Linked DNA regions of Homo sapiens: regions 1 and 3 are each linked to region 2. A link is an interaction called in ENCODE POLR2A ChIA-PET data of the cell type or tissue named here. Cell type or tissue: OCI-LY7. All regions are shown on one strand.

Region 1 (8,000 bases), 69 kb after region 2:
ATGGGGGCATATCCAGTCCAGAGCAGCCCAGGCCACCCTTTTGTACACTACATCATCCCTATCCTCCCTGGGGCCACCGCATTTCCAGGGAGCAAGTGGGGCACAGATTGGGGGAGGGGGGATAGATGGGACCTGGGTGGTTACCATAGCAATAGAGCCTAGCAACAGCTGAGAGGCTGATGTGTGGGTTTTCACAGGGCTGTTACAAGAGCCAAACCTAGAAATTGGGGACTGAGAGGTGACTGATCCCAGCTGGGCAGCCTGCATTCCCTCCCCAAAAACACCCCTTGATCCCACCCCCACACCCCTGCAGTGCCTCTCTCTGAGAGGGCAGAGTAGGGAAAGCTAACGAGTTAACCACAGGGCTTCTGATTCTGCACAGCTTTTGGGGGGCAGCTGTGGGTGGGGGCAGGTTAGGGAGCAAAGCTGAAAATAAACCAAGCAGGGCAGCTTCTTTCGGATGGCTGGCTCCCTCTCATCTTTTCTCCATTGCTCCATTTTTCTCTTCTCCTTTCCCCCTTCTCCCTCCGTCTGTCTTATCAGGTCTCTCTTCCGCCTTGATCCACCTCCTATCCTTCCATGTAACTTTCCTTTTCTTCTGTCTCCCTTTTTTTGGTCTCTCTTGACCCTCCCTGGCAAGGAATAAGTGAGCCACGATTTCTATTCTAGTTTCTCTCTTGTACCACTGCTCCTCGTCAGGATGGCTCCCTTCCATTTTGTCCCAAGTTAAAGCCCCAGTTGGCCCCCAGCTCCAGGTCAGAGGAGGGCAGGTGACTTAGGTCTAGAGGGGGTCCCCACCTCATCCTGTGCCTCCTCCTAGCTGCCCACCCCTCTCCTCCTCTCTACGGGGGTCAGAAGGCAGAACCAGGGGACTCGAGTATCTTGCAAAGGCTTTATTTGAAAATTTTGAAACTTACATCCCACAGTAATTCAAGATGATCACCACAAGAAGAAGAAAGAGATAATACAAAAATATATATCACAGCCTAGGAGCCAGGGAAGAAGGGAAGGAGGAAGGTGGAAAAACCAGTGAGAAGGAGGGAAGAACCTGAGGAGGGGGAAAGGGCAGGGAAGCAAAAGGAAGGAGAGTGGAAGGAAGGAGGGAGGAAAGGAGGGGACAGGAGGGAGTCCGGGAAGGGAAGGGTAGACTTGGAGGCAGAGCTCCCGATGGCCTTGAACCAGCTGACTCCGGTCCCTGGCAGCCTAGGTGGAGTTAGGGAGGCCCAAAGGGAGGCTGGGAAGGGAGGACTGGCTCAGGGGGCTCTGAAGTCCAGAGAATGGCACACACACAGACAGCCAGGACAGACAAGACAAAAGGGACTGTAGGAGAAAGGGAAGGGCAAATGGGAGTCCCTTTCTCATGTAGTGCAGCAGGCGACTCCCCAAAACCCATCTGTCAGAAAACAGATTTTAGCAGTGGGCTGGGGGTGAAGTCTGGGGCCTCACTACCCCATTCCCAAGGGGGAGCCCTCAGGGTGATGCCGGCATCCTTGGAGTAGGATGGGGAGACAGAGAAACAAATGGTGTGGAATGGGACGAGACCATGACCGATGAGGGCCCAAGGAGCCCCCAGCTCACCTCCCACCCACCTCTGGAGCAGCACGCAGGGGCTGCGGAAACGAGGTGGGTGGGTGTTCATGAGGGAGAGAGTGAGCACGCCGCACACCACCACAACATCAGGCCGGGAAACGCACATGAGAGGTAAAGTGTGCAGGAAACGCTGACCACTGAGTGAGCTGAGCACAGAATGTGGGAAGGAGAGAGTGCAAATGTGAGACGAGAGAACATGAGAGTCAGCTGAGCGGAGCGGTATGGACGGGGAGAGGGTGCAGGAGCGTGTGCAAATGGCCTGTGAAGGTGGAGGTGAGTGTGCAAGGCTTTCATGTGAGTGCACAAGGGTGGGGACAGGGACCCGAAGTCACAGATATGTGAGGCCCCCACCTGCAGGAGGGCGAGCAGATAGGATTGCCCGTGGGGCTGGGGAGTGTTCCGGGTGGTGTGCAAGGGGCAGGAGCCAGGAGCCCCTGTGGCCCCAGCTCCCCACAGCTGCCCCACCCTCAGTGGGATGGGGGCTGTGCCGGCCCCTTGGCCTCCTGCTTGGCTGCACCCCAACATTGGGGGCATCACAGATTCACCAGGGGAATCCTGAGAGGAAGAGGGAAAGGGCACAGTCAGGAACCAAGGGGTAGGCCAGAATAGAAGGGGAAGTTCAAGACAAAGAGGGGGAATCAAGGTTAAGAGGGCAGAGTTGTCTTAGACAAGGTGGCATGAGAAAAAACCAAAGAGGGCAGAGTTGGAGTTATGGGCAGCAGAGAATAGGACACAGATCCTGAGAGACTGGGAGAAGGAAGGGTGCCTCCCAGAGAGGAGCTGGTCCAGCCCCCTTGGGAGGGCCAGGGGCTGTGGGAGGCCACGCCTGCCTCCTCACTACCCATCCAGAGGGCACCCCCACCCCAGCTCTGAAGACCTAAGTTGCCTTCCCTCTTTGCCCTCCCATCCCATTGCCCCTGCCCTCACCGGTTCAACTGGAAGGCTGGAGCCCCCTTGGGGTGGGGCATCCCAGGCCGGGGTCCCCCTCGGGGCTCCTCATGGTCAGGGGTGGGGGTAGGTGAGTCCCCGAAGGCCCCCAGCACAGTGACTCCAGCCGGGGACAGGTCTGTCAGTGGCTGCTGGCTCTCCTCCTGCCTCAGGGCACCTTGCTGCCCTGAGGGTCTGCGTCGCTTCTGGCTGCGGTCCCAGCTGGGGTACCAGAGGAAAAGAGGTTCTCTTGCACACTCAAGTAGCCCCCATCCTGGGCCTGCACCAGTGGTCACCCCCAGCCTCGCCCAGTCACTCCCAACATCTTATAGCAGAGAAACTGGCCTTTAACAGTTCTCTCTACTAAATCCCCTGGGACTCTGTGCCCATAAAGCCACTTCCCCTGCCCTCTAGGGGAGCTTGGTAATCTAAACCTCCTTACCCTCCAAACCTGATCCAGATCGACAAAATTAATATCCCCTCCCCACCACCACAATGTCCTCTCCCCTACATGCCCAGAAGAGTCATTTCTGTCTTCAGCAGACAACTGGCAGGTTTAGTTCTAGTTCAAAGCAAGCTGATGACTTGGACACCTGAGTCTAATGATTCTCTCAGTAAAGTGTGAAGGACTGAGTGATCCATTATTAAATGTGTGCAAAGAAAGCTCCAGGTTTTCTTGCTCCCCCCAGGCAACCCTAAGAAGGGCTCTGCAGACTGGGTCAGCTTTCTCTGTCTTGGAGGAAGTAGGGGCAGGGGAGGCTCACCAGGAATGCACAGGAATAATTCCCCTGCCCTCCCTTATCCTTGTATTTCCCTGGGAGACAGAATCTGCCCTGATTTCTCACCGTCTTCCCCCAGCCAAATCCTTAATTATCTTTTCCCAAGGTCTTGCCTTCATCCAGCATTTCCCACCCACCCCCCAGCAAAATTGCTGCCACTGCCCCTCGTGGTTAGAGCCTCGACTGCCAAACATTCCGTCCCCATCCACCAGCACCTTCCTCCTCCCAGCTTACCAGAACTTGAAGATGATGCCAGTGGCCACGAGAACAATGATGATGGAGATGGTAATTGTGACATAGAGCTGGGGGTCCACACCTGATTGGGGTGGGAAGAAAGTTTTAGGGAGCCCCGAGGTGGTAGGAGCCAAGAGGGGCTGGGGGCTGGGCTGTGGGCTCTGTCGGCTGGAGTGGCATTGCTGTGTGGATCCACACTGCCGGCTCTGTCTGCCCCTCTGGAGCCTCACTCTTTATTATCACCAGCATTCCCCTGAGTTTTCAGCTCTTTTCCTCCACTTTCCCAAATGTATTTCACCAAATCTTATGTGTATATGTGATGAGGATGAGGCCCCATGATCAGCGAGAACCTATCACTATGCCTGGAAACTAAGGGGTGGAGATGTCCTAGTCTCTGCCATGGCCCAACTCCCAAACCACAGGCCCTGTTCCTCCATCAGCACTCCCTGAGCCAAGACATCTCCCGGGTAGTGCCCTTCATTCATGGCATTCTCTGCCCAGAATACTCCCACTCTCTTTTCAAGGGCCAGCTCAAATGTCAGTTCTCTGAAGGTGTCCTGATCCCCAAGCAGGAGGAGACTCTCACTTCTCTTTTTTTGTAAATCATGCTGCACATGCCTCTATTAAAGCATTTATTACGATGACTCCTCTCCAAGTCCTTTCATGTCTGTCTGCTCCAGTGGACCTGAACTCCGAGAGGGTGTCTTTATCTCTGCATCCTGTGCCAGTATAGTGCCTGACACATTTGTTGAAGGAGCTAACAGACAAGGCCTCTATTTCTGCCCCTTGGTGTCTTCACCCAGCCTCCCCATCCGTCATATCCCTCCCAGCCTTTCCCACTCACCTTCCCCACGGCCCCCGAACAGGAATGGCCGCAGGGTGGCAGGTGCCTCTCCAAGGATAAGCCCATCTCCATCACCTCGCATGGAGTCTGAGTTGGGGTGTGGGGTTGCGAGCCCATGAGGGGCTGCAAAACCATAGTCCAGAAATCCGGGATTGGCAGAGTTGGGGTCCCCTCCATCCTCTCGAGACACGGTGGGACCCCACACGATAGCCCAGGGGTATTGGGATGAGGGCGGCCCCTCCTCAAAGCCTGATGGGGTGGCTGGGGGTGCAGTGCCAGGCAGGACTTGCCGACGTGATCTTGGGACCCGAGGAGATCGGCTTGGTGGAGGTGCTCGCTCCCACACGCACACATGACGTGGGGCCGAGGGGCCTCCCCTGGCACACGGGGGGCGGGCTGGGGCTGGTGGGGTTCGAGGGGAGGATGAAGAGCCCTGAGCAGGCGGTGGGAGGGGCAGCAACAGCAGTGGCCAGAGAGGGAGGAGGTGGGACAGCAGCAGCGCAGGCCTGCAAGAAGGGAGAGAGCGTGGCTGAGACACAGGCCTACTGTGGGCCTATGTGAGGGAGGGACAGGTTCACACCAGAAACCTCCAGGTTTCCCTGTGAAAGCAGGTGGGCCTTGGGAAGACTCGCCTCATTTCCCATCTTCCAAAGGAGGATGGCCCTCAGGATGGGAAGGCTCTGGATGGGTCTAGGAAGGAAGGAGTCATGGCCCCAGGGAATGTGGTCTCCAGGCTCCCTCTGCTGGGCCAAACTTACCACATCCTGGACTCCATGTCTGAGGTCTTCCTCAGCTGTGACCCAGATTTTCAGCCTTTACTGGGAGAAAAAGGGGGCCGTCACACCCCAGCCCTGCCCTGTGTACTTCCCCAGCTAATTCATCCACCAATTCTACCCGCATCTGCCCTCCCAGGCCACCCAGCTGCCAGCTATGCGGCTGCACCCAGGATTCACTGGTTGTTAGCATCCTTTTGGGGGAAAAACTCCAGCGTGGTTGCCTGACCAGACTCCAGCCCCATCTACAACTTCTCAGGTCCCTGTTACCTCTCCACCCCAGGGTCTACTCTGGCTTCTCTGATTTCCCTTCTTCTCACTTCCTCTGCCCACAGCTCCAGGCTTTTCTTGGATCTTAATTTAGAGCCAAGAACCTTGTGATTCCTTGAGCACCTACCGCTAGGGAGGGAGTCTGAGGGTAGGGGGAGGGATGGGGAAGTCAATCTGAGCAAGCCAGTGAGTGTGTGTACGTGCAGGGGGGCCCTTCCAGCCCTCCCAGCCCTCCCACCCCTCTGGCAGTGCCAGGCATTTGTCTTATGATTAGCCCCAGGAGTCTGCATCTTCAGGAGAAAGGAATGAAGAGCTGGAGGGATGGAAGGAAAGAGACAGAAAGAGAGAGGTGAGTGGGAGAAAAACTACAGAATATAATTTTTGCTCTTAATGTTTAATCATCCAAGTGCATAGGTGCCCTCTGAAGGGAGGTGGAGTCAGGAAGAAACCACCCCCTCAAATGTGGCTCTCCTGGGTAAAGAATCCTGGGAAAATCGGGATGGTTGGTTTTGAAAGAGAAAGGGTGTGTTCTCAGAGCTGAGGGTGGTGGATCCAGGAGGGGCAGGCTCCCCAGAGGGAGTGAAGATAGGATACCCGTTTCCTGTGGATTCTGGGTCTAAATCTGCCCAATGGGCCAGACGCAGTGGCTCACGCCTGTAATCCTAGCACTTTGGGAAGCCAAGGCGGGTGGATCACCTGAGATCAGGAGTTCGAGACTAGCTTGGCCAACATAGTGAAACCCCGTGTCTACTAAAAATACAAAAATTAGCCGGGGGTAGTGGTGGGCGCCTGCAATCCCAGCTATTCAGAGGGCTGAGGCAGAAGAATCCCTTGAACCTGGGAGGCGGAGGTTGCAGTGAGCTGAGATCACACCATTGCACTCCAGTCTGGGCAACAAGAGCGAGACTCCGACTCAAAAAATAAAATAAATAAATCTGCCCATTGAATCTTCCCAGAGAACAACAAGGGAACAAGATGGGAAAGTCACGGGAAGGGCGTGGGGAAGCAGGCAGTGGGAGAGATGGGAAGGGGTGAAGGGCTGGGAGATGGAAGGCTGGTTAAGAGTGAGAGAGGAGAAATGTGAAGAGGAAGCTGGCCTGGAGTGCAGGGTGAGAGAGAGCAGGCAGTCCTGAAAAAGAGAGAACTGGGAAGAGAGGAGGAGAGTGGGTACAGAAGACTCGAACTGTGGAGGATGCCGAAGGGAGGAAAGGATGAGAGAAAAGGTCAGGGAGGGGAAACGGAGAGGATGAAGGGGTCACAGGTGCAGGGGAAGAAGGGGCAGGAGGAGAAGGAGAGAGCGGTCCAGGCAGGACAGCCAGAGGAGTGGAGAGTAAGGGGATGGGAGAAAAGGGGGGAAAGCCCAGGATGGGGAGAAAGGAAGTGGGGAAGGAGAGAACATAAATGCTTAAGGAAAAATGACACGAGGAACGGGCTGGGAAGCAGAGGCGGGAGCAGCAAAGATGGAGGAGTTCGGAATTGCTCCCCCAAATGTAAAGGGATGTGGAGATACCGAAAGACATAGGGATGGGGGCATGGTGGGAAGAAGGGAGAGAGAGGGGAAAGGAAGAAAGCTAGAGGGAGGGAGCGAGGCGTGTAGAGCGAACCAGTGAAGCGGAGAAGGGCTCCCAGGGCGCATCTGTGGCCAGCTGACTCTAGGACTATCGCCCCTCCGCCTGTGCATCCCCACCCCCAGCCAGCGCCAACCCAGTCCCTGGGCCCCGCACAGCTTCAGCCGCCCCCTCCAGGAAGCCCGCAGTCCCCGGGCTGGCGCGCCACCCCCACCCCTCTCCCAGCTTCTCACCGACCTGTTGTGCGCAGGAGACGAGCTGGGGGTGGGGCAGGAGCCTCGGGGTGCGGGAGCCGGGCCCCAGCCCCAGCGTGGCCCCCATCCCACCCATCCCGCAGGCCCGCACTCCCCGCACAGGGCTGGAGAGCGGCGAGAGTGGGGGGAGACGAGGAAAAGGAGGTCGGCGAAGGGACCCCGAGGCAGGGAGTGCCGAGAGCGGACTGGGGACCCGAAGCAGGAGACTGCGCGGAGCCGCCCGCCGAGCCGAGGCGGGATGGAGGCAGCCGCGGGGACGGGGACGGCTGCGCCAGGGAGGGCGGGAGCGAGCCAGGACCGCGGAGGGATGGAGAGCCCTTCGGGGAAGGGGCGCTGGGAGGCTGGAGGCCTTGTCCCGGGCGAGGGACCGCGTCGGGAGGGGCAGGAGGCGCAGGGCGCGGAGCCGGGAAGGGCAGGGCCGGGCTCCCCGCGGGTGGGGGCGTGGGGGTCCCTCTCACTCACCTGCATGCTTGGCGCGGCGGCGCGACGACTGCGGGCGCTCGGGACTGAGCGGGGCTGGGGGGTCGCAGGAGCGGGCGGGGTGCGGGGCATGGTGGGGAGGTTTGGCCCGCGGCAGGGCGCTGGAGCGGGTGGGGGGCGGGCGCCTGGGGCGCGGGGCGGCGGCGGTGGGAGATGCTCGCCTCGGCTCGGCTCGGCTCGGCTCGGCTGGGCTCGGCGCGGCGGCTGGGACCGCTCCGTCTCCGTCTCCGCCTCCCCCCCGCGCCGGAGGCCACGCACGGTTTAACCCTCCTGCTGCCGCG
Region 2 (8,000 bases):
CCTGGGTGACAGAGTGAGACTCCATGTCAGACAAGCAAACAAGCAAACAAAACTCCCAAATACAGAACAACATCCCAGCCTTACGCATCACATGCATCACTGCGCCTGTGAGGGCTGGATTTGTGGTCAAAGCAAACTGGGTTCAGCTTAATGGTTTGACTTCTCAGTTTCTTCATCTGTAAAATGGGAATAATAATATAATAATGCCCTCATAGGCTGATTGCATGCTAGTCTTGACCAGAGCCACATGTGAATAAATTTGACAGCACAGTCTTGCTAGGCAGGGGAAGGCCCTGTGGGTTGAGTTTTGCCAAGTGCTCCCCTAGCAGGTCTAATCCATCGCACTCCGGCCTGGGAGACAGAGTGAGAGTCCGTCTCAAAAACAACAACAACAACAACAAAGACCAAGACAGTGTTGCTTAACCGTCACCACTCTCTGTTTCCAGAAATAGAACTTTTTCATCAACCAAGCAACAACTCTGCAGTCATTAAGCAGTACTACCCACCGCACCCCATTCAGCTTCTGGTTCTAGTCTACTTTCTGTCTCAATGAATTTGCCTATTCTAGATACCTCATATGAGTGGAATCATACAATATTTGTCCTTTTGTGTCTGGTTTATTTCACTTAGCATAATGTTTCCAAGATCTATTCATGTTGTAGTATGTAAAGGAATTTCTTTTTTTTTCTTTTCCGTTTTTTTCTTTGAGACCTAGTTTCGCTCTTGTTGCGCAGGCTGGAGTGCAATGGCACGATCTCGGCTCACCGCAACCTCTGCTTCCAGGGTTCAAGCGATTCTCCTGCCTCAGCCTCCCAAGTAGCTGGGATTACAGGCATGCGCCACCACGCCTGGCTAATTTTGTATTTTTAGTAGAGACGAGGTTTCTCCCTGTTGGTCAGGCTGGTCTCGATCTCCTGACCTCAGGTGATCCACCCGGCTCGGCCTCCCAAAGTGCTGGGATTACAGATGTGAGCCACCGCACCTGGCCTGGAATTTCATTTTTATAGCTGAATAATGTATTTCATTGTATAATGTTTTGCTCATCCATTCATCTGTCAGTGAATACTTGGATTCTTTCCACCTTTTGGCTATTGTGAATAATGCCACTGTGAACATGGGTGTCTAGATGTCATCTTAGGGAGAGAAGTTGTCTGAGACCCTGAGCAATTATCCCAAGACACCGAGCTTATTACTTTCAAAAGGAACTGTTTAGGCCGGGCGTGGTGGTTCACGCTGGTAATCCCAGCACTTTGGGAGGCCGAGGCAGGCGGATCACGAGGTCAGGAGATTGAGACCATCCTGGCTAACACGGTGAAATCTCGTCTCTTTTAAAAATGCAAAAAATTAGCCGGGCGTGGTGGCAGGCGCCTGTAGTCCCAGCTACTCAGGAGGCTGAGGCAGGAGAATGGCATGAACCCGGGAGGCGGAGCTTGCAGTGAGCCGAGATTGAGCCACTGCACGCCAGCCTGGGCAACAGAGACTCCGTCTCAAAAAAAAAAAAAAAAGAGGGCCGGGCGCGGTGGCTCATGCCTGTAATCCCAGCACTTTAGGAGGCCAAGGCGGGCGGATCACAAGGTGAGGAGATCGAGACCATCCTGGCTAACATGGTGAAACCTCGTCTCTACTGAAAATACAAAAAAATTTAGCTGAGCGTGGTGGTGGGCGCCTGTAGTCCCAGTTACTCAGGAGGCTGAGACAGGAGACTGGCGGGAACCCGGGAGGCAGAATTTGCACTGAGCCGAGTTCACGCCACTGCATTCCAGCCTGGGCGACAGTGAGACTCCGTCTCAAAAAAAAAAAAAGGAACTGTTTAAATTGTTGCAAGAAAATAAGTCATAAATCTGGCTATAACAAGTTTTTTGTTTGTTTTTTGTTTTTTGTTTTTTTTGAGACAGGGTCTCACTCCGTGGTCCAGGCTGGAAAGCAGTGGCTCGATCTTGGCCCACTGCAGTCCTGAACTCCCAGATTCAAGTGATCCTCTTACCTCAGTCTCTGAGTAGTTGGACCTACAGGCGTGTGCCACCATCCCTGGCTAATTTTTAAATTTTTTGTAGATGGCCAGGGGCAGTGGCTCATGCCTGTAATCCTAGCACTTTGGGAGGCTGAGGTGGGTGGATCACTTGAGGTCAGGAGCTCGAAACCAGCCTAGCCAACATGGTGAAACCTCGTCTCTACTAAAAATACAAAAAAATAGCCAGGCATAGTGGCAGGTGCCTGTAATCCCAGCTACCCGGGAGACTGAGTCAGGAGAATCGCTTGAACCCAGGAGGCAGACAGAGGTTGCAGTGAGCTAAGATCGCGCCACTGCACTCCAGCCTGGGCAACAGAGCAAGACTCCATCTCAAAAAAAGAAAAAATTTTTTCATAGAAACGGGGTCTGACTGTGTTGCCCAGGCTGGTCTTAAACTCAGGCTCAAGCAATCCTTTTGCCCTGGGCTCTGTAAGTCCTAGGATTACAGGCATGAGCCACTGTACCTGGCCACAAGTTTTTCTTGTATTTGGTTTTGTTCTCCTTCCAACCACCACCATCAGCAGTTTGAGACTTGTAAGAGATATAGTAAAACAGTTAAAGGGAATAAAGAAATACTTCCTCTGCAAAATACCAGTCTCAACAATGAAAATAATACCAAATGAGACTTAAACATGCTGAAAAGCAAGTAAAACCAGGCTCATTTCTGATACACTCCCCTGCTCCATGCTCCTTTGCTCCATTCACACCAAACTAATACTAATTGTGGACATACCTTATGTTTTCAGGACTCTGCCTTTGTATGTGGTGTTTCTTCAACTTGGAATGCCCTGCCTCCCGTTCTCCAACTGGCAAGCCTAGTATTTTCTCAGGACTCTGCAAAGCCTTCCCTAACCGCCCCCGCAACACAAGGCGGATGTGGTACCCTCACTTGTGCCTCCGCAACAGTGCGCAGGTTTATCAGAGCTCTCCCCATGCATGGTAGTCAGCTGTTCCTGGTCTGCCCCTCCCATTAGACTGTGAACTCTTAGAGGGAGGGGCTGTGGACCATGGCTTATTCATCTTTGTGTATTCTCAGCACCTACCTCTGTAAATGTTAAAAATAATAGGTATCATTTACTGATCATCACCATATTTTAATTTCTATACATAATATCTAACATAGATACATTATTTCACTTCCTCATTGTCCAACTGAAATGTATAAAGTGGGTTATTTGAAGTGGGTTATTAAAAATAACCACTTCCAAAAGTGGTGACATAAACTCATCTTTCACACATACACATAAATATGCCTCCTTGAATCACTTGAACCCAAGAGGCGGAGGTTGCAGTGAACGAAGATCATGCCACTGCACTACAGTTTGGGCAACAGAGTGAGACTCCGTCTAAATAAAAATAAGTAAATAGACCGGGAATGGTGGCTCACGCCTGTAATCCCAGCACTTTGGGAGGCCGAGGCAGGCGTATCACGAGGCCAGGAGTTCGAGACCAGCCTGGCCAACATGGTGAAACCTCGTCTCTACTAAAAATACAAACAATTAGCCGGGCGAGGTGGCAGGTGCCTGTAATCCCAACTACTCGGGAGGCTGAGGCAGGAGAATTGCTTGAACCCAAGGGGCGGAGGTTGCAGTGAGCAGAGATCGTGCCACTGCACTCCAGCTTGAGTGACAAAAGCGAAACTCCATCTCAAAAAAATAAATAAACCTCCTTAAAATTCCCCCTTAAGTGCATACGTAAGCACTTAGTTTGCTGTTTTGAGCCCCTCAATCGTTTTATGTATATTTGTTCTATTTCCCCAACTAGATGGTAAGCTCCTAGGGTGGGAGCGCACCTTGCAGACACATTTCACTCTCTGCATTTAGCAGGTCCTGAGCGATACTCATTGGCTGCTTAACAGGAAATCCACCCTCCCCACCTCCTACACCCATCCCGCCCCCAACTACCCCCGCCCACGCTCTAATCCTGTGATAATAGCTCTTGTATCAATCTTGTCCAAATGTATAACTCAGTAAAAGACCACTTCCCTTAAAAGACCTGTTTGGAAACAGCTTGCAAACAAGATTTCAATAACAGTTTACACTATGATTACAGTATCACTTGATCATTCTTTTCTTTTTCTTTTTTCTTTTTTTTTTTGAGACAGAGTCTTGCTCTGTCGTCCGGGCTGGAGTGCAGTGGCTCAATCTGGGCTCACTGCAAGCTCTGCCTCCCGGGTTCACGCCATTCTCCTGCCTCAGCCTCCCGAGTAGCTGGGACTACAGGCACCTGCCACCTCACCCGGCTAATTTTTTGTATTTTTAGTAGAGCTGGGGTTTCACTGTATTAGCCAGGATGGTCTCTATCTCCTGACCTCGTGATCTGCCCGCCTTGGCCTCTCAAAGAGCTGGGATTACAGGCGTGAGCCACCGCGCCAGGCCCACTTGATCATTCTTAACCATTACTTGGAGAACCAGTAGATCCTTCCAATTAGAAAGCATATACTAGACACTGAATGAGTGGATGGATGATTTTCAAAGAACCTCAAGTCTGTCTTTCTTTCTTTCCTTCCTTCCTTCCTTCCTTTTCTTTTTTGAGATGGAGTTTCGCATGCTCTGTCACCCAGGCTGCAGTGAAGTGGCAGAATCTCGGCTCACTGCAACCTCCGCCTCCCGGGTTCAAGTGATTCTCCTGCTTCAGCCTCCTGAATAGCTGAGATTACAGGCGCTCACCACCACGCCCAGCTAATTTCTTTTTTTTTTTTTTTTTTGAGATGGAGTTTCACTTTTGTTGCCCAGACTGGAGTGCAATGGCACGATCTCCGCTCACCGCAACCTCTGCCTCCCAGGTTCAAGCGATTCTCCTGCCTCAGCCTCCTTAGTAGCTGGGATTACAGGCATGTGCCACCACGCCCAGCTAATTTTGTATTTTTAGTAGAGATGGGGTTTCTCCATGTTGGTCAGGCTGGTCTCGAACTCCCAACCTCAGGTGATCTGCCCGCCTCAGCCTCCAAAAAATGCTGGGATTACAGGCGTGAACCACCATGCCCGGCCAATTTCTGTATTTTTAGTAGAGAAGACTGGGTTTCACTATGTTGGCCAGGCTGGTCTCGAACTCCTGACCTCAGGTAATCCGCCTGCCTTGGCCTCCCAAAGTGCTGGGATTACACTGTGCCTGGCTGATCTCAAGTCTTTCTGTTGAAAAAGTTACAATGTACCGGGCACGGTGGCTCACGCCTGTAATCCCAGCACTTTGGGAGGCCGAGGTGGGCGGATTACCTGAGGTCAGGAGTTCGAGACCAGCCTGGCCAACATGGTGAAACCTCATCTCTACTGAAAATACAAAAATTAGCCAGGGGTGGTGGCACACGCCTGTAATCCCAGCTACTCGGGAAGCTGAGGCAGGAGAATTGCTTGAGCCCGGGAGACGGAGGTTGCAGTGAGCCGAGATCGTGCCACTGCACTCCAGCCTGGCCAACAGAGCGAGACTCTGTCTCAAAAAAAAAAAAAAAAGGGCCAAGCGCGGTGGCTTACACCTGTAATCCCAGCACTTTGGGAGGCCAAGGTGGGTGCATCATGAGGTCAGGAGACCAAGACCATCCTAGCTAACATGGTGAAAGCCCATCTCTACTAAAAATACAAAATATTAGCCGAGCTTGGTGGCACCTGCCTGTAATCCCAGCTACTCGGGAGGCTGAGGCAGGAGAATCGCTTGAACCCGGGAGGCAGAGGTTGCAGTGAGCCGAGATTGCGCCACTGCACTCCAGCCTAGATGGCAGAGTGAGACTCCGTCAAAAAAAAAAAAAAATTAAAATGTTAAATAGACCAAGATTATTAGTTGAGCGGCTACTTAAAGGTAAAGTTAGGCGAAGTGATGGCTCACACCTGTAATCCCAGCACTTTGGGAGGCTGAGGCGGGCGGATCACCTGAGGTCAGGCATTCAAAACCAGCCTGGTCAACATAGTGAAAACCCCATCTCTACTAAAAATACAAAAATTAGCCAGGCATGGTGGCGGCATCTGTAATCCCAGCTACTCGGGAGGCTGAGGCAGGAGAATCCCTTGAACCCAGGAGGCGGAAGTTGCAGTGAGCTGAGATCGCGCCACTGCACTCCAGCCTGGGTGACAAGAGTGAAACTCTGTCTCAAAAAACATAAATAAATAAATGTAAAGGTATAGCTAGGAATTTTTTAGCAAAGGAAATGGCGATGCTCTCTTGTTACTCTATTCCAAAGGGGAGAAGTTCTTGGGTTTCTTTTTTTTTTGGATACAGTCTCACTTCGTTTGGAGGCTGGAGTGCAGTATCACAATCTTGGCTCACTGCAACCTCCGCCTCCTGGGTTCAAGCAATTCTCGTGCCTCAGCCACCCAAGTAGCTGGGATCATAGCTCGCACCACCACACCTGCCTAATTTTTTGTGTTTTCAGTAGAAATGGGGTTTCACCATGTTGGTCAGGCTAGGCTGGTCTCCTGACCTCAAGTGATCTGCAGACCTCGGCTTCCCAAAGTGCTGGGTGCTGGAATTACAAGAGTGAACCACTGCACCCAGCCCATCTTTTTTTTTTTTTTTTTTTTTTTTTTTTTTTTTTTTTTTGAGACGGAGTCTCCCCGTTGCCCAGGCTGGAGTGCAGTGGTACAGTCTCAGCTCACTGCAACCTTTTCCTCCCAGGTTCAAGCAATTCTCTTGTCTCAGCCTCCTGAGTAGCTGGGACTACAGGTGCACGCCACCATGCCTGGCTAATTTTTGTATTTTTAGTAGAGACAGGTTTCACCATATTGGTCAGGCTGGTATTGAACTCCTGACCTGAGTTGATCCACCCGGCTCGGCCTCCCAAAGTGCTGAGATTATAGGCATGAGCCACCGCACCTGGCCCCAGCCCATCTTTATAAAGGATCCTGGTGGTCAAAAAGCCGCCTCTTTCTGACAGTCACACAGAACGGCCCAAGCTGAGCACTGAGAGCTGCCAGGCCCCTGGCCTGGTCCCCATCCCACACTTCTGCTTCCCGAGCCCTGGGGCTCCCTTCAGGAGCTGAATGGGCACAGTGCCAGGCCAGATGGCGAAGATGGAAAAAACTGCCAAAAAGGAGGCTAACAGGATGTGGAAGGAGGGAATCTAGGTGTTGGGGAGGGGCAGCCCAGACCCTCTCCCCCAATCCTGCCTTGAAGAAGAGGTCAGGCTGTAGGAGAGATGCAGGAATCAAAGAAATGGCAGCTGCCCCAGAAAAGAAGGAACACCAGGAAGGAGGGACATGGAGGCCCCCATAGGCTGAAGAACGTCGGCACACACTGATGTCAGGTAAGTATACCACTCATTACACGTGTGTGCACAGACACATATACACACACGCTAAGAGATGTGCACACAAGACCCCTAGTAACATAGAACTCAGTGTCTATACACATCCTGTAATAAACACGTATGTGCATAGACAACTGGGCTGGGGAGGAAGAGAAAGAAGGCCCTGCCTTAGGGACAGTATCCTTACACAGACAGAACCAGGCAGCTTCACAAGCATGGGAGATCTCAACCCCAAGGCACTGAGGAGCAAAGTGACCACGACACACACAGAGGGTCCGGGACTGCTCCTTCTATATCACCCACCCCAACACCGCTCACACACCAGAATGTGTGCAGCCACCTTCCTTCTCCCTGGGTCTCCGTCCTTCAGCTTCCCATGTACACATCCGGGGGCCAGGTTACTTACCTCCTCAGGGCCTCTGGGATCTGTCCCATTTGCCCTCTGAGCTGGGCTGGGCACTGCTCTTTGCTGAGATAAGCCAGAGGGGCAGGGCTATTTTATGCCAGAGGCAGGAAGTGAGAACAAGAGTGTAAAAGTGAGCAGGAGGTGCAATCATGATCATTCCCTCACTCTCCTCCACACACCCTGCCCTGGTATCCAGCCTCTTGGGCAAATGACGTTGAGGGGAGCTGAAGAGAAAGGACCAGGGGGCTGGGAACAATGAGAAGGGCAGGGGCAGGGGAATGCCTCCTCTTTGCCCAGTTCCTCCCCCATACCCTTCCTGTGTTGCCCACCTCCCCGCAAACACCACA
Region 3 (8,000 bases), 210 kb after region 2:
GAGCACCCAGGCAGTGCCCTAGAGCCGGCGCTTCCCTGCCTTCCTCCAGCTACCCCTCACTGCTCATCATCTCACCCTCAGGACATCCAGCGCTTCATCCTCCGATCCCTGGGGGAGAAGAGGCAGCTCTACTATGCCATGGAGCACCTGGGGACCAGCTTCAAGGATCCTGTGAGTCACTCCACTTCTGCCCATCTCACCCCTCCGCACTCCCAGGAGGGATGGCACTTTGGTTTGCAACAGAGTTTTCCATTTTTCCACCATGAGGCTTGGAGAAGAGTCTGCCATCCCAGTTTTACAGGGACGGAGACAGTGTGCCTGTAGTTAGGGCGGCTTTGGGGTCACGCAGGCCTAAATGTCAGTCCTCCTCTGCCCCAAACATCTCTGAACTTCAACTTGCCTCTGCCTCAATTTCCTTACCTGTAAGTTGGAATAATCACATCTGTTTCACAGGGCTGTTGAAACCACATCATTTGATAACAAAATATAGAAAGCTCTGTTACTGCTGCTTTTATTTCTCTTCTTGTAGTTATGAGAGGAAACTGCGGGGCGGAGGTTATCTATGGCTAGGACTAGGGCATCAAGCAGGCGTTCTCAGTCTTCCTGGCGCTACTGATATTTTGGATCTGACATTTTGGATAATTCTTTGTTGGGGCAGAGGGCAGGGCCTGTCCTATGCCTTGGAGGGTGTTCAGCAGCTTCCCTGGTCTCTACCCAGTAGAGATCAATAGCACATTGACAGCCCCTGAGTCATGGCAATCAATGTTTCCACACTTTGCCTAATGACCCCTGGGGGCAGAAGTGTCCTGCTTGAGAACGACTGGCTAAATGTGTGAACTCTGAAGCTAGTTTTTTTTATTTTTATTTTTATTTTTGGAGACAGAGTCTCACTCTGTCACCCAGGCTGGAGGGCAATGGTGCGATCTTGGCTCACTGCAACCTCCACCTCCCAGGTTCAAGCGATTCTTCTGCCTCAGCCTCCTGAGTAGCTGGGATTACAGGTGCCCGCCATCTTGCCTGGCTAATTTTTGTATTTTTAGTAGAGATGGGGTTTCACCATGTTGGCCAGGCTGGTCTTGAACTCCTGACTTCAGGTGATCCACCCGCCTCGGACCCCCAAAGATGCTGGGATTACAGGCGTGAGCCACCGGAACCCGGCCTGCAGCTAGTTTAAAACCTAACGCTGCTTTGGGAGGCCGAGGCAGGTGGATCACCAGATCAGGAGTTCAAGACCAGCCTGGCCAACATAGTGAAACCCTGTCTCTACTAAAAATACAAAAAATTAGCTGGGCGTGGTGGCGGGCGCCTATAATCCCAGCTACCTGGGATGCTGAGGCAGGAGAATCGCTTGAACCCAGGAGGCGGAGGTTGCAGTGAGCTGAGATCGCGCCATAGCACTCCAGCCTGGGCGACAGTGTGAGACTCCGTCTCAAAAAAACAAAAAACAAAAAACAACAACAAAAAACAACTAACCCTGTCATTTGTAGCTGTGTGATCTTGAGCATGTTACTTTACTTCTCTGTGTCTCAGGGCTCTCAATTACAAAATGAGCACTTTAATATTCTGTTTCATGAGACTGTTGTGAACTTTAAAGGATAAATTCCATTTCCATGAATAAAGCTCTTAGAATAGCCCCTAGCAGATAGTAAGTGCTATATGAGTTATAGTTGTACTTGTTGTTACAGTTTGATCCACTGCCCAGGGCTCCTGACATTGAGTCCCGGGCTTTTCCTACCTCCGTCTTCCTCTCTGGAAACAGAAGAAACTTAATGAGATATTTCAGCTCTAATGTCAGGGATTCCAGGGGCTGACCTTGGTGGGTGATGATGCTTTTCTGGACTGTCGCAGGACCCCTGGACCCCTGCAGCTCTCATCCCTGAGGCACTTAGAGAAAAGCTCAGGTAGGATATGCCCCATGGTGGGAGGGGCTTGGCCCGAGCTGGGAGGCTGGGTCTGGACTGTCCTGGGCACCCACTGAGCGCATCTCTCACCCCTGAGAGAGGATCAAGAGAAGAGGCCTTGGGACCATGAGCCCGTGAAGCCAAAGCCCTTGACCTACTGGAAGGGTGAGTTCCTGGGAGGGAGAAGGCAGGAGCCTGGAGGGTCTGGGGGCTGCCAGCTACTGCTCTGCCTGCCCTTAGGGGATGCTCAGCCCCCTCTGCTCTGTCTTTTCCCTGGCAGATGTCCTTCTCCTGGAGGGTGTGACCTTGACCCAGGATTCCAGGCAGCTGAATGGGTCGGAGCGGGCGGTGTTGGATGGGCTGCTCACCCCAGCCGAGTGTGGGGTGCTGCTGCAGCTGGCTAAGGTAGGAAGACCTGCAAGCTCATCAGCTCGTTCAAGACTCTTGGATACAATCACCTGTTCCCTTGCTCTTGGCCTGCCCCCTTCATTCTGCCTGTCCTGATTATCCAACCGGGACTGTGCTTACCACTGCCTCTCAGCTGTGGATAAGTTCCGTCTCGTCTTAATTTAGCTGACATAGGTGGATGTTCTTTACAAATGAATTTTGCTAGAAATTGATAGGAAGAACAAAACAAAAAACATGAAGGCATAAAAATGGATGAGTGTGCAGGTAAGGATTGCTTGGTTAGCCAAGAGTTTAGTTACTGGCTTGGCTGATGGCTCAGCAGACACGCAGGCCTTTCTTTCCCTCCTAGTTTAGGTTGAATGACTCATACTCACCAGGTTGAGGCTACCATTTTATGAAGCTTCAACCCTTATCTTAGGTTAGTGCTCATTCAGTAATATACTCACTGAGTAGCTGCTATACACTAGAAACTGCTAGGTTCTAGGGAGAGGAAGATGATTATAGACTCTGCCCTTTGGGAGCTCAAGTGTAGAGGTGGAAACAGACAAGGAAATACATAATATAAGCAGGTGGTAAGTTTGGTAAAAGAAGTATGTTTTTGGGCTGGGTATGGTGGCTCATGCCTGTAATCCCAGCAATTTGGGAGGCCGAGGTGGGTGGATCACCTGAGGCTGGGAGTTCGAGACCAGCCTGACCAACATGGAGAAACCCTGTCTCTAATAAAAATACAAAAAAGTTAGCCAGGCGTGGTGGCACATGCCTGTAATCCCAGGTACTCGGGAGGCTGAGGCAGGAGAAGCGCCTGAACCCGGGAGGCGGAGGTTGTGGTGAGCTGATCTCGTGCCATTGCACTCCAGCGTGGGCAACAAGAGCGAAACTCCATCTCAAAAAAAAAAAAAAAAAGTATGTCAAATAGAAGCACTGAAATGCAGTTATAGAAGGCTTGCTGGAGAGGTGGTATTTGAGCTCAGTCTTAAGGATGAGTTAGTCAGGCGATTGGGGGTGGAATCAGTCTAAGAGGGAGAAGAGCATGGTGCATTCTGGGAACTGCAGTCAAGCACAGGGGTGAGAGCAGGGCCAGCTCCATAGTCATTACCTGTGTGATCTTGGGCAATTTATTTTAACATCTCTGAGCCTAATTTGCTCATCTATAAAATGAGGATAATAATAGTGTTTTTGTCATAGTGTCGTTGTGAGGATTAAATGAGTTAGCACATGATAAAGCTCTTAGAACACAGAATCATCACTGGCTGGGTGTGGTGGCTCATGCCTGTAATCCCAGCACTTTAGGAGGTCAAGGCAGGTGGATCACTTGAGGTCAGGAGTTCAAGACCAGCCTGGCCAACATGGTGAAACCCGGTCTTTACTAAAAATACAAAAAAATTAGTGGGCATTGTGGCAGGTGCCAGTAATCCCAACTACTGGGGAGGCTGAGGCAGGAGAATCGCTTGGACCCAGGAGGCGGAGGTCGCAGTGAGCCGAGATCGCACCATTGCAGTCCAGCCTGGGCAACAAGATCAAAACTCCGCCTCGAAAAATAAATTTTTTTAAATAATTAATTAATTAATTAATTAATTAAAAAAGAACATAGAATCATCAGGGTGTATGTTACCAAGAGACAGTATAGGGAAAGAGGGAGAGAGCCCACACATGAAGGCCGAGGGACAGTGAGTGTCTTCTGTGGCCTCCCAAGGAGTTTGGGCTTTATCTGTGTATGGTAGACAGCTGTTGCAGGATTTTAGGACGGTTGACTTTTGCATTCCTGTAGTACCTGGAATCAGGTGCAGGGTCTGGAGTCACCTGTAGGAGTGGTAGAGCCCTCTAGTGGCAGTCTGTAGAATGCAGTGGGAGAAAGACCCGGAAAAGGGGAGTAATTGACGAATGCCACCGTTGGCTGGCGAGGTGGCTCACACCTGTAATCCCAGCACTTTGGGAGGCTGAGGCAGGCGAATGGCTTGAGCCCAGGAGTTCCAGGCCAGCCTGAGCAACGTGGTAAAACCCCGTCTCTACAAAAATACAAAAAATTAGCTGGGCCTATGCGCCTATATGTTCCCACCTACTTGGGAGGCTGAGGTGGGAGGACCTCTGGAGCCTGGGAGGTGGAGATTGCAGTGAGCTATGATGGCGCCACTGCACTCCAGCCTGGGCGATAGAGCAAGACCCCGTCTCAAAAACAAAAAATGAAAAAAAAAAAAAACCCCAGGTTAGACGGCTTGGGTGACTAGGTGTCTCTCAGAAGTGAGATTTGTATGCAGGCGTAACTAGATAGTGGTGCTTAAACAAATTCAAAAAGTAGACAAAAAACGGGTGTCAGAAAAGCGAATAATTCCAGTGTAGACATCCAGATATTAGGAGACCCCCAGGTAGTGAGAGTGGTCGCGGAGGTGGCTGGGTAGTTGTGACTCAGTATCAAGGAGTGGGGGAGCCACGGAGTCCACAGTTTCTCCGAGAGCATGTCAGGTGGGAAGAGGTCAGAGAGGGATAGCCCGCTGATGCTGTCTCCCTACCGCCAGTCTGGCCTAACTGTGGAACTTCCTCTTAGGGTCCTGTTTCCAGAGGGACTCCTCTATTCTTGGCTCATCGGGGATTAATGATCAAGCCCTTCCTGCCTAGTTCCCAGCTCTGCCCCACTTTTCCAGCTGTCCCTACCCTCTCAGAGGCCCCCTTACTGCTGTAGGAAGCTCTCCCGAGTTCTCTCCACAGTCCCCTTAGTAAGCGGGATTCCAGCCCGTACCAGAGAGGGACAATCGGACAGCCGTGGCGGTGGGCACTCTCTGGGAAAGAGCAGCAGCTCAGGAAGACGAGCCACAACAGAACTGTGGGAGCATCTAGCTTCTTCTGGAGAGCGGGAGGGCCGGAGGGAGGGTCTTGCAGCCCTGCAGACAGTGAGGGGCTGGGGGAGTGACTCCACGGTAAACTCCTTCCTATTTAGGATGCAGCTGGGGCTGGAGCCAGGTCTGGCTATCGTGGTCGCCGCTCCCCTCACACCCCCCATGAACGCTTCGAGGGGCTCACGGTGCTTAAGGCTGCGCAGGTGAGCACAGGAGGCACCCGGGCCCGTCTGATGCCCAGACCTGGAGGAGAGGCTGTGCAGGAAGCCGGGCCCCAGGGCCTGGGCTTTTGTGAAGGAGCTTTCTTGGGACCGAGACTACCTGATAGGACCCAGCGTGGAGAAAAGGGATGTTCTGAGAGCTGGGGCCGGGGTTGTTGTCATGGAGAGAGAAGGAGCAGTTTGGGCTGATGGACAGAGCTGGATGCTGACAGACTCCAAACCCATGGGTGGAGAGCGGCAGAGTTGGGCAGGGGCTAGGGCCGAGACCACCCTCCCCTTGCCTTCCTCCTTTTCTGCCCTGCCTTTCACTGCCTGCAGCTGGCCCGGGCTGGGACAGTGGGCAGTCAGGGTGCTAAGCTGCTTCTGGAGGTGAGCGAGCGGGTGCGGACCTTGACCCAGGCCTACTTCTCCCCGGAACGGCCCCTGCATCTGTCCTTCACCCACCTGGTGTGCCGCAGCGCCATAGAAGGTACGACAGGGACCCCCCACTGCTCTTCTCCAACCTCAGGCCCTGCCCCCAGGACACTGCCCCCAAGAGCCCCGGGGTGGACGTGCACGGCCTGAGCCCACAGGGTGGCAGATGGGCACAGGGGCACAGAGGTACCCCCAGACCCCTTTGTGTCCTAGGAGAGCAAGAGCAGCGCATGGACCTGAGTCACCCAGTGCACGCAGACAACTGCGTCCTGGACCCTGACACGGGAGAGTGCTGGCGGGAGCCCCCAGCCTACACCTATCGGGACTACAGGTGGGCAGCCCCTCTAGTGGTCAGGCAGGTGGGCAGACAAAGGTCATCCCACTGCCGGCCTGGGCCTGGGTTGGGGTCTCACTGCCTCTTGCTTTTTTCCCTCCCCAGCGGACTCCTCTACCTCAACGATGACTTCCAGGGTGGGGACCTGTTCTTCACGGAGCCCAACGCCCTCACTGTCACGGTGCGTGGAGTGGGGGGTGTGACGGTGTGACAAAGGGCCCAGCTGTGGGGTCAGGATTCAAAACAGAAGGCTCCAGAGGCAAATGCAGGGAAATGGCCAGGGCTTTTAACCCTTTCACTTCCCCGCCTCCGCAGCCCTCCCGCTGCTTCCTCCGTAGCAAGGTCTCTAAGTGGCCGAATCAACCCTACCATCAGTATTTGTCTCGCCTCCTAAAGAAGGGTGAATGAAGCACAGCTTGCAGGTGCCTCCAGGACTCCATGGCCCTATTCTAGGGATTTGGGGAACTTGAAATAGTCCTTCCTCTTTGCAGCGAGGTGAGCACAGTGGCTGGCGCACAGATACCAGGGCCGCCTTGACTGGGGCTCGGATTCTGAACCTTTCTGAGGTTTAGTTTCCTAGACTGGGGTGATAATAATAGTACGTATTTTAAAGGGTCATTGTAGGAAGTAATTTAGGTAATGTACCTAAAAGAATGAGGCAGCGCCTGGTAATGATAAGCAATTAATGAATGTTAGGTGGGAAATTTCCGGACACCAGGGGCTAGGATTGGGTAGGAGGAGAGGGGCAGTGATTGTTCATCTGGGTGTGGGGTGTGAAAATGGTTCCAATATCTGTATCCCCTTCTGCATAGAGTCTGGTACTGCATGCACAGCCCCAGATTGCTTCAAGCCCTGGATTCAAAGGGCTGAGTGGGAAAAATCAGGGTACCAGGGGTCAGGAACCAACAGGAGACCATCCGTGGAGACCCCTTTTTCCTTTGGTTCCCAACTCCTCTTGCATTTTTGCTCTGCAAGTTGAAGCTGATTTCTCATTTGCCCCAAGCTAGTCCCTGAATTAAGGAGTAGGAAGTGGTAGCGAGAGAGCTGATCCTCTCTGTGCCCCTGTCCCCATCCTGCTCTAGGGAGTGAGGGCCAAGTTCTCTGAGAGAGCCAATCCCTGGAGCTGAACCTGCCCTCATCCCTCCAGGCTCGGGTGCGTCCTCGCTGTGGGCGCCTTGTGGCCTTCAGCTCCGGTGTCGAGAATCCCCATGGGGTGTGGGCCGTGACTCGGGGACGGCGCTGTGCCCTGGCACTGTGGCACACGTGGGCACCTGAGCACAGGGAGCAGGTAAGGAGCGGGGTAGGAAGGGATGTGGTTCTCCTGGTGCGTGAAGGGTGGGCAAGGAGCCCCCGAGAAGGCTCACAGTCGGTGAGGGTCAGGGGCTGAGCTGACCCAGGGAAGGTGGGTGCAGGGAATGGGCCACACTCTCCTCCCCAACCCCAGGAGTGGATAGAAGCCAAAGAACTGCTGCAGGAGTCACAGGAGGAGGAGGAAGAGGAAGAGGAAGAAATGCCCAGCAAAGACCCTTCCCCAGAGCCCCCTAGCCGCAGGCACCAGAGGGTCCAAGACAAGACTGGAAGGGCACCTCGGGTTCGGGAGGAGCTGTGAGTGGCTGAGCCAGCTCCTTGAGGATGTGGCCACTTGACTTGTGGAAGGCCATCTTGATGCCAGGACACACAGGAAGCCCCTGTGTGACATCAGGAGCAGAACAGCAAGCTCTCTGTCCCTGCACCCCCACCATCTTGGGGACCTACAAGGGCCTGGACTCAGAGGACAGTGCACAGGCTAGCCTGGAGCTCACCAGGCCTGGGGAGCTGGGACGGGGCCCCGCTGCCGGACCTGCAGCCCTGGACAGATGGGGAACACTGTGCCTCCCTGAACAGAAATGGC

The links. ChIA-PET counts read pairs that join two places held together with the same protein. Peaks named below come from ENCODE experiments on the same cell type or tissue, not always from the same donor. Only the 100,000 strongest peaks of a DNase experiment are listed, where the experiment ranks them.
Region 1: POLR2A ChIA-PET joins it to region 2 with 12 read pairs; 34 of 35 experiments call an interaction of 5 or more read pairs at or near these places.
Region 3: POLR2A ChIA-PET joins it to region 2 with 11 read pairs; 8 of 35 experiments call an interaction of 5 or more read pairs at or near these places.

Annotation. Positions count from the first base shown.
Region 1 is chr12:6,692,913-6,700,912 of GRCh38, forward strand. It overlaps PIANP (PILR alpha associated neural protein), which reads right to left and starts at 7,903. Exons shown (of 5, transcript NM_001244014.2): 1 at 7,702-7,903; 2 at 5,133-5,192; 3 at 4,375-4,880; 4 at 3,531-3,612; 5 at 879-2,739. The coding sequence starts at 5,149. The coding sequence ends at 2,514. RefSeq lists enhancers at 3,870-3,979, 6,683-7,184. In OCI-LY7, CTCF peaks have their summits at 2,980, 5,108 (motif pointing left) and 5,312; DNase peaks (open chromatin) are centred at 2,909, 4,199, 5,119, 7,959 and 2 weaker places; H3K4me3 peaks cover 5,698 bases; H3K27ac peaks cover 6,238 bases.
Region 2 is chr12:6,623,932-6,631,931 of GRCh38, forward strand. All of the region lies in intron 1 of LPAR5 (lysophosphatidic acid receptor 5), which reads right to left. LOC105369631 (a long non-coding RNA gene) reads left to right here. Exons shown (of 4, transcript XR_007063192.1): 4 at 2,758-2,835. Among named protein-coding and RNA genes, the nearest start is that of LPAR5, 8.0 kb to the right of the region's middle. In OCI-LY7, no CTCF peak of the experiment used is centred here; DNase peaks (open chromatin) are centred at 2,940, 3,860, 7,350, 7,850 and 1 weaker place; H3K4me3 peaks cover 4,169 bases; H3K27ac peaks cover 5,522 bases.
Region 3 is chr12:6,831,744-6,839,743 of GRCh38, forward strand. P3H3 (prolyl 3-hydroxylase 3) reads left to right here. Exons shown (of 15, transcript NM_014262.5): 6 at 82-171; 7 at 1,849-1,901; 8 at 1,999-2,066; 9 at 2,182-2,306; 10 at 5,242-5,343; 11 at 5,680-5,830; 12 at 5,989-6,106; 13 at 6,215-6,290; 14 at 7,257-7,397; 15 at 7,554-8,000. The coding sequence ends at 7,718. Among named protein-coding and RNA genes, the nearest start is that of GNB3, 5.2 kb to the right of the region's middle. In OCI-LY7, CTCF peaks have their summits at 4,125 (motif pointing left) and 4,335; a DNase peak (open chromatin) is centred at 4,118; H3K4me3 peaks cover 460 bases; H3K27ac peaks cover 1,005 bases.